2 separate regions of the Homo sapiens genome follow, and region 2 is linked to region 1. A link is an interaction called in ENCODE POLR2A ChIA-PET data of the cell type or tissue named here. Cell type or tissue: GM12878. All regions are shown on one strand. Links, peaks and the distances in the headings refer to the core of each region. The heading gives the core; the rest is flanking DNA.

Region 1 (4,282 bases), core at 729-3,228:
TGGTTCATAAACAACAGAAATTTCTTTCTTATAGTTATGAAGGCTGAAAGTCTCAGATCAGGGCCCTAGCATGGTCAGGTTGCGGTGAGGGCCCTCTCTTGGCTGGCAGAAGGCTGTCTACTCACTTTGTAGAAAGACAGCAAGAGAACTGTGAAGGTCTCTTTTATTAGGGCACTAATTCCAGTTACGTGGGCTCCACCTTCATGACCTAATTGCCTCCCAAACGCTCCACCTCCTAGTATCATCACACTAGGGGTTAGGATATCAACATACAAAATTGGAGGGGATACAAGCGTTCAGTCCAATTGTAACCCCCATTGCCTTTTTCTTTATAATTGATTATAATCTTTAAAACAAAGTCTTCAATATCTAGGTAACTAATTATTGATGTGTATCAGAATCTTGAACAAGCACACTGCTATATTACAGTAGTATTATTTTGAAAGTTATTAACTTCATAATATTTAAAATAATGTCTGTGAATTTAAGAATTAATATTTATTTCAAAGAATTATCTAGAAGCATGCTTATTTATCCTTATGCCTTAACTATAAGATGGAAATAGCAGGTTTAAAAAAAGGAGAAAGAGAAATATTCTTAGTAGATATTCCATACAAGTTATTTGGGTGTTATAAATTAAGAAATATTATAATTTACTCAAATGATGTACCTACAGTCTCTTAAAATAAGAGATAATTGTTCCTGAGAGTAGGCAAGAAACAAATATATGGTCATAATTTATTTTAATTATCAGATGTATTTGTTCCAATATTTACGTAATGTTTTTAGAATATTCATACCAATAACTGTATGTCTCAGTATGTCTAGCTTGCCAGAAATTTAATTTTCAAAATGGTAGCTTTTTAATGGTCAAGAGCATAAAATAGTATTTTATCACTTCTCTTTGCCTCCCTAGCTAAGGAGTAGGAGTCCCTATAAAGAAAAGAAAGGGAGTTATTTTCATTTTTTGAAATATATACAATGTGTGTGATAATGGATTTTATCTAGCATTTTATATTGAGATAAGGCAAAGCCTTTTATGTTAACTGTACTGTTATTTGCATGTAGAACATGTTTCTTAATGGTTTCAAATAAATATGAGTCTTCTGCGAGGCCAGGGCTAGGAGTTTAAGCAGTTTAAGCTTGTCACCCTTCACATTCCCAATTTTCTTGTTTCTTCTAATGCATTTCTAATTTCTCTACTTTTCTCCTTGTGTCATGATTGGATTACAGTGTAGCAATGACAAGTGGTTTGAATACCAATGCCTCCCTATCACATGTACTCTGCATACAGTGTTAACATTTCACATTTAGTCTAATAAAGGAGATACAGCATTTTGTCCTCTGGTGAAATTGTCATTATTTCTATTTCTATTTTGGGTTTGCCTGCTCCTGTCTGATTTTCCTTTAGTGTGAACTGTTTTGCTACTCTGTGCTACCAGCTATAATGGTGATGATTTGTAGCTAGTTTCCTTTAGAGGATATGCTGTCAGGCTGTTACAGAGAGCTTCCTTCACTTATCATTTAAATGTATGCTGTTCTCTTTGCATTTAGGTTTTACTTAGACCATTAGTGGAATTTTCCCCTTCTTCTCTATTTGTGTTTGTTGTCTCTTAAGTTATGTTCTCTGCTGTTACAAAATTCCTTGTTTATTCTGTCCACACATTTGACAGTGACATGTGTTGGGAAGGGGTTGTACATACCAAGCTGGAAAAAAAAAAAAAAAAGCAAGATTTAATTACCTTGGATACTCTGAAGTTTTATTCATGTATTTGCTGACAATTATTCATAGCAAACATCTAACTATGTGCACTTCATATCCTTTAGGGTCGGTGACAATAGACCTATTTTGCAGTAGATTTCAGAATGACTTTGCATTTGCTGAGTATACATCACAAAGGTGAGGAAAACGAACCTTAATGTATCCAAAGCCAACTCGCAGAATGACTAGCACGAAGATTTACAGCTGTGAAAGATCTTGGGGTTTAACAGATGAAACAACTGAAGTGAGAGAAATCAGGGTTAGTTTCAAGGTACCATATTTAATTCAATATCATAGAATTAGCAGCAGGGCCTGAATTAAAATCCAAATCTCTATCCTTGATGCCCACACTCAAACATGTGGCAGTGCAGTGGCATGGTGAAAAAGAGCCATGTGAAAAACAAAGGGTCTTGATTCTGGAGTGCCTCCTGCCTGGATGCTTCAGGGGAGGGGAAAAATACAGCAACAAAAACACAACAACCCAGGGGTGGCCTCGGGATTTCATTCCTGCCAATACATATTTTAGTTTAAAAAGCGTATTACCATTTCTTTTAATGAAATCCCTGCATACGTGGCCAACAGTGAATTTGCCATCTGGAAGAGTAAAGCCATCAGAATAGCTGCAATGGCACGCCCGTCTGGATCAGATCAGCCTAGATTAGACAGTCAGGCACAACCTTAACCTGGAAACATGGAGTTCGGAAGCTTGCCAGTACCATTTTTACCTTCCCAGAATGGGTATTTGAAATCAGCTTAGAGGGAGGGATAGCAATAAAAGAATTTGGTCTCTTAAGAGGACATTTTAAGTTTTAAAATACAGGTACACCCAGGTGTAAAGGACAAAGATCTGAAAGTTATGTGCACATAATTGTTTAAATTTCAACCCAAAAAAAAGAAAAAGAAAAAAAAGTTCTACTCATGTTAACGATTGAAAGTAGATTTAAGCTGGATAATGTTCAACCAGAAAAGTTTCAGAAGAAGGCAACCAGATGGTGAGGAGTCTGAAAACCATGTCTTATATTTAATGTTGTTAGGAGGAAATGTGTAGGGGGAAAACACTAAAACAATCTCTAAAATATTTGAAGAATTATCACCTGAAAGAGGAAGCAGACATTTCACAGAAGAAAGAATAGGAAACATTGAATATAAATTCCTAGGAGGCACATTTTGAAACAGCAATCAGAAGAGAACTGTGGAGATTTGTTATACAGGTTATTTTATGAAGTTGGTAAATAATGATTAACTCACTGTCTGAAAAGTGAAGGAGAGACTAGATGACCAAACACCCCCTGATTGGGATATTTAATGATGCCAACAATGAGTAGAGGGCTACATAGGATTATATGGGTGGGTTCTTTCTTTTTTTTTTTTTTTTTTTTTTTTAGATGGAGTCTTGGTCTGTCGCCCAGGCTGGAGTGCAGTGGCATGATCTTGGCTCACTACGAGCTCCACCTCCCAGGTTCAAGCAATTCTCCTTCCTCAGCCTCCTGAGTAGCTGGGATTATAGGGGCACACCACCACACCCAGCTAATTTTTTTTTTTTTTTTTTGGAAGAGATGGGGTTTCACCATGTTGGTTAGGCTGGTCTCGAACTTCTGACCTCGCAATCTGCCCACCTCAGCCTCCCAAAGTGCTGGGATTACATGCGTAAGCCACTGTGCCCGGCCCTAGGTGGGTTCTTTCTAACCCTGAGATCTATGATTTTGCATAATTATTGGTATAAGATATTTGATTATATTTAGAAATGTATGTATGTTTAAAGATTTTTTTTCTTTCTTATTTTGGAGTTACTAAGTTATTTTCTAATATTTCTCAGGGTCCTTGGAATTATTCCATCTCCAGCCACTTGTCTGTAGATAATTCATTCCAATCAAAATTGAGAATTTACATATATCAATTACTATTTTTAAAGTGTAGAGGAGATACAAATATGAATGTGGTGTCCACAAGTTACTTAGAGTATAGTAATACTAACATTATGGTAGGTGGATTACCAAAACCAGAATGAACAGAGAAGGCTATTTAAAAATGCCGATTCCACTGTGCAACCTTTTAAAAAAAAAAAAAGAGAGATCATGTCCTTTGCAGCAACATGGTTGGAGCTGAAGGCCATTATCCTAAGTGAACTAACTTGAGAACAGAAAAACAAATACCAAAGGTTCTTACTTATTAAGTGGGAGCTAAATATTGAGTACATATGGACACAAAGAAGGGAACAACAGACATGGGTGCCTACTTGAGAGAGGAGGAACGGAGGACGGTGAAGATTGAAAAATTACCTATTGGATACTATGCTTATTACCTGGATAGCAAAATAATCTGTACACCAAACCCCAGTGACATGCAACTTATCTGTATAATAAACCTGCACATATACCTCTGAACCTAAAAGTTAAAAAAAGTAATAAATACTCCAAACACAGTGTTTAAATACAGATTCTGAGCCCTAATCTAGCTCTAATTTTAGAATCTCTAGAGGTAAATTTGAAAAGTACATTTCTAAAAGCTTCACAAGTGAAT
Region 2 (4,282 bases), core at 859-3,358, 170 kb before region 1:
TATTTCTACATATCAGAAATTTTTTTAATCATCAAATTTAACTGTGAAGCTCTGTATCCTTAAAAGGTCTATTCATTTAGAAAAAATAAAATAAAATACGTGGCCAGGCACAGTGGCTCATACCTCTAATCCCAGCATTTGGGAGGCCAAGGCAGACGGATCACCTGAGGTCAAGAGTTTGAGACCACTCTGGCCAATATGTTGAAACCTCATCTCTACTAAAAATATAAAAATGAGCCGGGTGTGGTGGCGCACACCTGTAATCCCAGCTACTCGGGAGGCTGAGGCAGAAAAATCTCTTGAACCCGGGAGGCGGAGGTTGCAGTGAGTCGAGATCATGCCACTGTACTCCAGCCTGGGCGACAGAGTGAGTGTTTGTCTCAAAAAAGAAAAAAAATACACTTCGGCTCTGTGACTGTGTATGTATTTGTAAATCAAACTAATTCTGAAATATATTTAATTTGGCTTTTTTAAGTAAAAAATAATGAAAAAGAAATCTTGGTGATTATGCTAATTTATCTATCGCTATGTAACAAATCATCCCCAAACAGTTTCTTAAAACAATACTGATCACTCATTAATATATAATATCATTAATACATAATATATAATATCAGAATAATAATATCTCTTATTACTCTGGGAGTGACTGGGTTGGGCTCGGTGGCTTTCCCTCAGGGTTTCTCATGAAAATGGGGGAGACAATGGAGGAGGCTGGTGTTACTTCAAAGGCTTTAGCTTGGCAGTTGATGATGGCAGCTGGCTGGAAGCCTATCTGGAGTTGTTGGCTTGAAAGTGTACACATAACCTCTACTTGTGGCCTGTGATTACTCACAGCATGGTGACTGGATTCCAACAGCAAGAAGAGATAGAGATGGAGATGAAGGAGTGGCACACAGACACTATTGCATTTTGTGATCTAACTTTGCAGAACACACCATTTCATGTCCATCGTGCTGTATTGATTGAGGCTGTCACAAAGTTTCATGCAGCTTCAAAGAAAGAAGACATAGGTTCTCTCTCTCTCTCTTTTTTAGTTTAAAAAATTATTTTTATTCTTAATTGACAAATAGTAATTGTATATATCTGTGGGGTACAAAATGATGTTTGAATACATGTATACATTGGTAGAATGAGCAAATCAGGCTAATTAACATACCCATCAATTCACACACTTACTATTTTTTGTGGTGCGTATGTTTACAAACTACTCTTTTAGAAACTTTGAAATATACAATACATTATTATTAATTATAGCCACCTTACTCTGCAATGGATCACCAGAAATTCTAACCCTGAAACCAACATTTCCCCTTTCCCTAACCCACCCTCTCAGCCTCTGGTAACCATCATTCTACTATTTCTATGAGTTCAACTTTTTCAGATTCCACAAATAAGAGATCATATTATGGAGAAGTTGCAAGGTCACATTGCGATATGAGCAAGTGGACTACTGCTAAGGCCATATTAGGAAACTATAATCTGTTCAAAGTGACTCACTAAGGATCACAGAGTGAACTTGTAGTAATATTAGCTAACTTTTATTGGGTGGTTGCCATGTGCTCTGTGATGTTCTGTGTGATTTATTATACAGGTACTGTCATTCACATTACACAAGCTCATTCATATAATGTGGATTTTATTGTATTATCCATTGTGAAGATTAGAAAACAGAGCTAAGCAACTTGTTGTAAATCACATAACTCGAAATGAAGATACAGAGCCCAACTCTTAACCTCGATCTGATAATCCTACTCACTAGGAAAAAAATTAAAAAAAAAAAAGAATGGAAAGAGTTTAGTCTCTTATTTTAGAGGACCTACTATTTAGCCATATGACCTTGATTTACTTAATTTTTATCTGTGAAAGGTAGAGATTCATGTCTAAAAATTTGAATAGTGATAGTGGACTTTTAGTGTGATTGTGAAGGCTAATTTATAATGTTCACATGAAAGTGCCTAGCATAGTGCTGGTCACATAAGGGTTGTCCAAAATAGACTGTTTTGAGCATGTTATTTAATCAATTGAACATGTTATTTAATTAATAGGATGTTTTGTTTTTCTGTTAATTTTAAGTAATTTGATATTGCTATATGGACAATACTAAACTTCATCTTGTTCAAAGACCCCTATGTAGCCCTCTAATTCAATTAGTTGGTAGGTATTACAAATGATAACATAAACAATTACATTTCTGACAAATGAAAAACTTTTGTAGCACTGAATTTTGGTATGGCATATTGTTTTATAATCAAATATTTTTTAGAAAAGATGTGGATGCCAGTATACAAACATTTTTACCTCATAATTATATATATTTATACCTATTTACATATGATTATACACATATAAATATGTATACTTATGCATATATCTTATTCCACATATTATTTTATATATATAGTAAAACATATAAACAGTTTCTTCCCTGAACCTTTGTGCTTCTTGGAGCATATACTTGGGGAAGTGAACCAACATATAGCCTATAGTTCCAGAATTGAAGTGATAAAAAATTATCTATTTTTTCCTTTGACTTAGATTTTATTTTCTCCTGTGTAACTAAAATATTTTGTGTTCAATAAGTGTTTGTTGATTGATCAAAGGATTTTAAATCTGAGATTAAGCTTAAAGAGGGATTATTGCTTGTCTCTTGCTAAATATCATTTTGGGAAAAGCTTGAAAATAGCCAAGCCCCTTTTAAGAGTCCAAATTTGATCTGATGTTAATCTAAGCTTTATAAAGACTTTCTAGGCTTTCTGACATTGCGAAATTTGGTTCCAGTACATCTTGTCTTGGCAGGAGTTCAAAAGTGTAGAAACTGTTCAGCTGTCTTATAAAATTATTGTGGTTAATTTAAAATTTGGTTATATAGATGAGTAAAGGGTCAGAGAACATACATGGCATATATTTCATTACCCTAAACTGAATCTTGAAGGAAGTCACTTGCTTTTTTACTTTTTTATAGTCACTTTTATCAGATTCTTCATTTCCCGCCTCCTAAAGTTAATGCTTTAAAACAATAAATGTTCACTTTATGCTGTGCTAAAGGTATCATAATCCTCAGATAATACATACTAAGTACTTTGATTTAAATAGAATATGAAAAGTACAGTAACTAGAATGAAAGCTGAGGTCCCATCTTAATATTCATTTTAGACAAATTTATGACAGATTTAGGTGTGGTGATTTTTGTACATTAACATCAAAATCAACATTTTTATTAATTGGCAGATGTATGCATGTGTCTCTAATTGTGTTTAGAGGAAAATATTTAAGCGCTTTATTTATTTATTTTATTTTTTTCAAATGTAGCAGTCATTTTCTAGCTTATTGCAGGCCCTGCCATCTATAGACTGTGATGCCGTCACCTAAATGTACTTGAATTCATAGGTAGCTCTGTATGATATTTGTTACCAGACCTTAAAATGCAAGACAACTGCATTTATGGTAGGAAAATTAATATATTGTCTAATTGTAGGAACAAGAAAGAAATTCCTTAACATTAGTGCTTCTCATAAGACAAACCAATAGGAAAATGTGTTGGAAAAAATGCAATAAAATTTTAAAAGAAATGATTTCTAAATCTGTGTCATAAATAAAATTTCAGATAAGTTTCTTTACCTAACTTATAGTTGGCCAGTGACCATCCTTTGCTCCTGTCAGACAGAGTAATTACTCAGGCAGTGTGCTTTTGCCTAATGGTATCAAACCAGCTTCAAGGAAGGGACATTTTGAGGTCCGATCTTGGCTATTACCGGGTCAAAATTTAAACTCTTTCTCGTGGTTCCTATAGATCTTGAAACAAGAAGAGACGCTGAGAACTAACATACCTGTTACTCATGGAAAAAAATCAAGTACAATGATGTCTTTTTATGTTATGGAGAGCATGCTGACCACAACACAAAAGAGAACTAAGTTTACTTTTCACAAGGTGAACAATCACTGGATCTTGTCTTTAGTGATTAATGGCTGTAACCTTTTTTTTCTATCTCCTTCCCAGTGCAAGTATAGGATGGGAGATAAAAGCATAGATGTCTCAAAATCACTTTTAGTCACTTACCTGGTGTTGAAGATTTTGAAATGCAGGTCAAATTTGCTGACTTAAGATATATAAGATCTGCAGAAGAAACATCTTTGCTTGAAATTGAAGGAGCAGAGAAGCAGTAGGCCTTCACTGTCTGATTTAGGGGATCAAACTTCTAGGCTACTACGTATTACTGACCCCTTAGGTAAATATGAATTCCCTATAACAGACTATAAAACTGCATTTGAGTGGAAATCT

The links. ChIA-PET counts read pairs that join two places held together with the same protein. Peaks named below come from ENCODE experiments on the same cell type or tissue, not always from the same donor. Only the 100,000 strongest peaks of a DNase experiment are listed, where the experiment ranks them.
Region 2: POLR2A ChIA-PET joins it to region 1 with 7 read pairs; 2 of 35 experiments call an interaction of 5 or more read pairs at or near these places.

Annotation. Positions count from the first base shown.
Region 1 is chr9:10,077,378-10,081,659 of GRCh38, reverse strand. All of the region lies in intron 3 of PTPRD (protein tyrosine phosphatase receptor type D), which reads left to right. Among named protein-coding and RNA genes, the nearest start is that of PTPRD, 530 kb to the left of the region's middle. In GM12878, for the core only: no CTCF peak of the experiment used is centred there; a DNase peak (open chromatin) is centred at 1,849.
Region 2 is chr9:10,248,902-10,253,183 of GRCh38, reverse strand. The region is part of intron 3 of PTPRD (protein tyrosine phosphatase receptor type D); the gene reads left to right. Among named protein-coding and RNA genes, the nearest start is that of PTPRD, 360 kb to the left of the region's middle. In GM12878, for the core only: no CTCF peak of the experiment used is centred there; no DNase peak of the experiment used is centred there.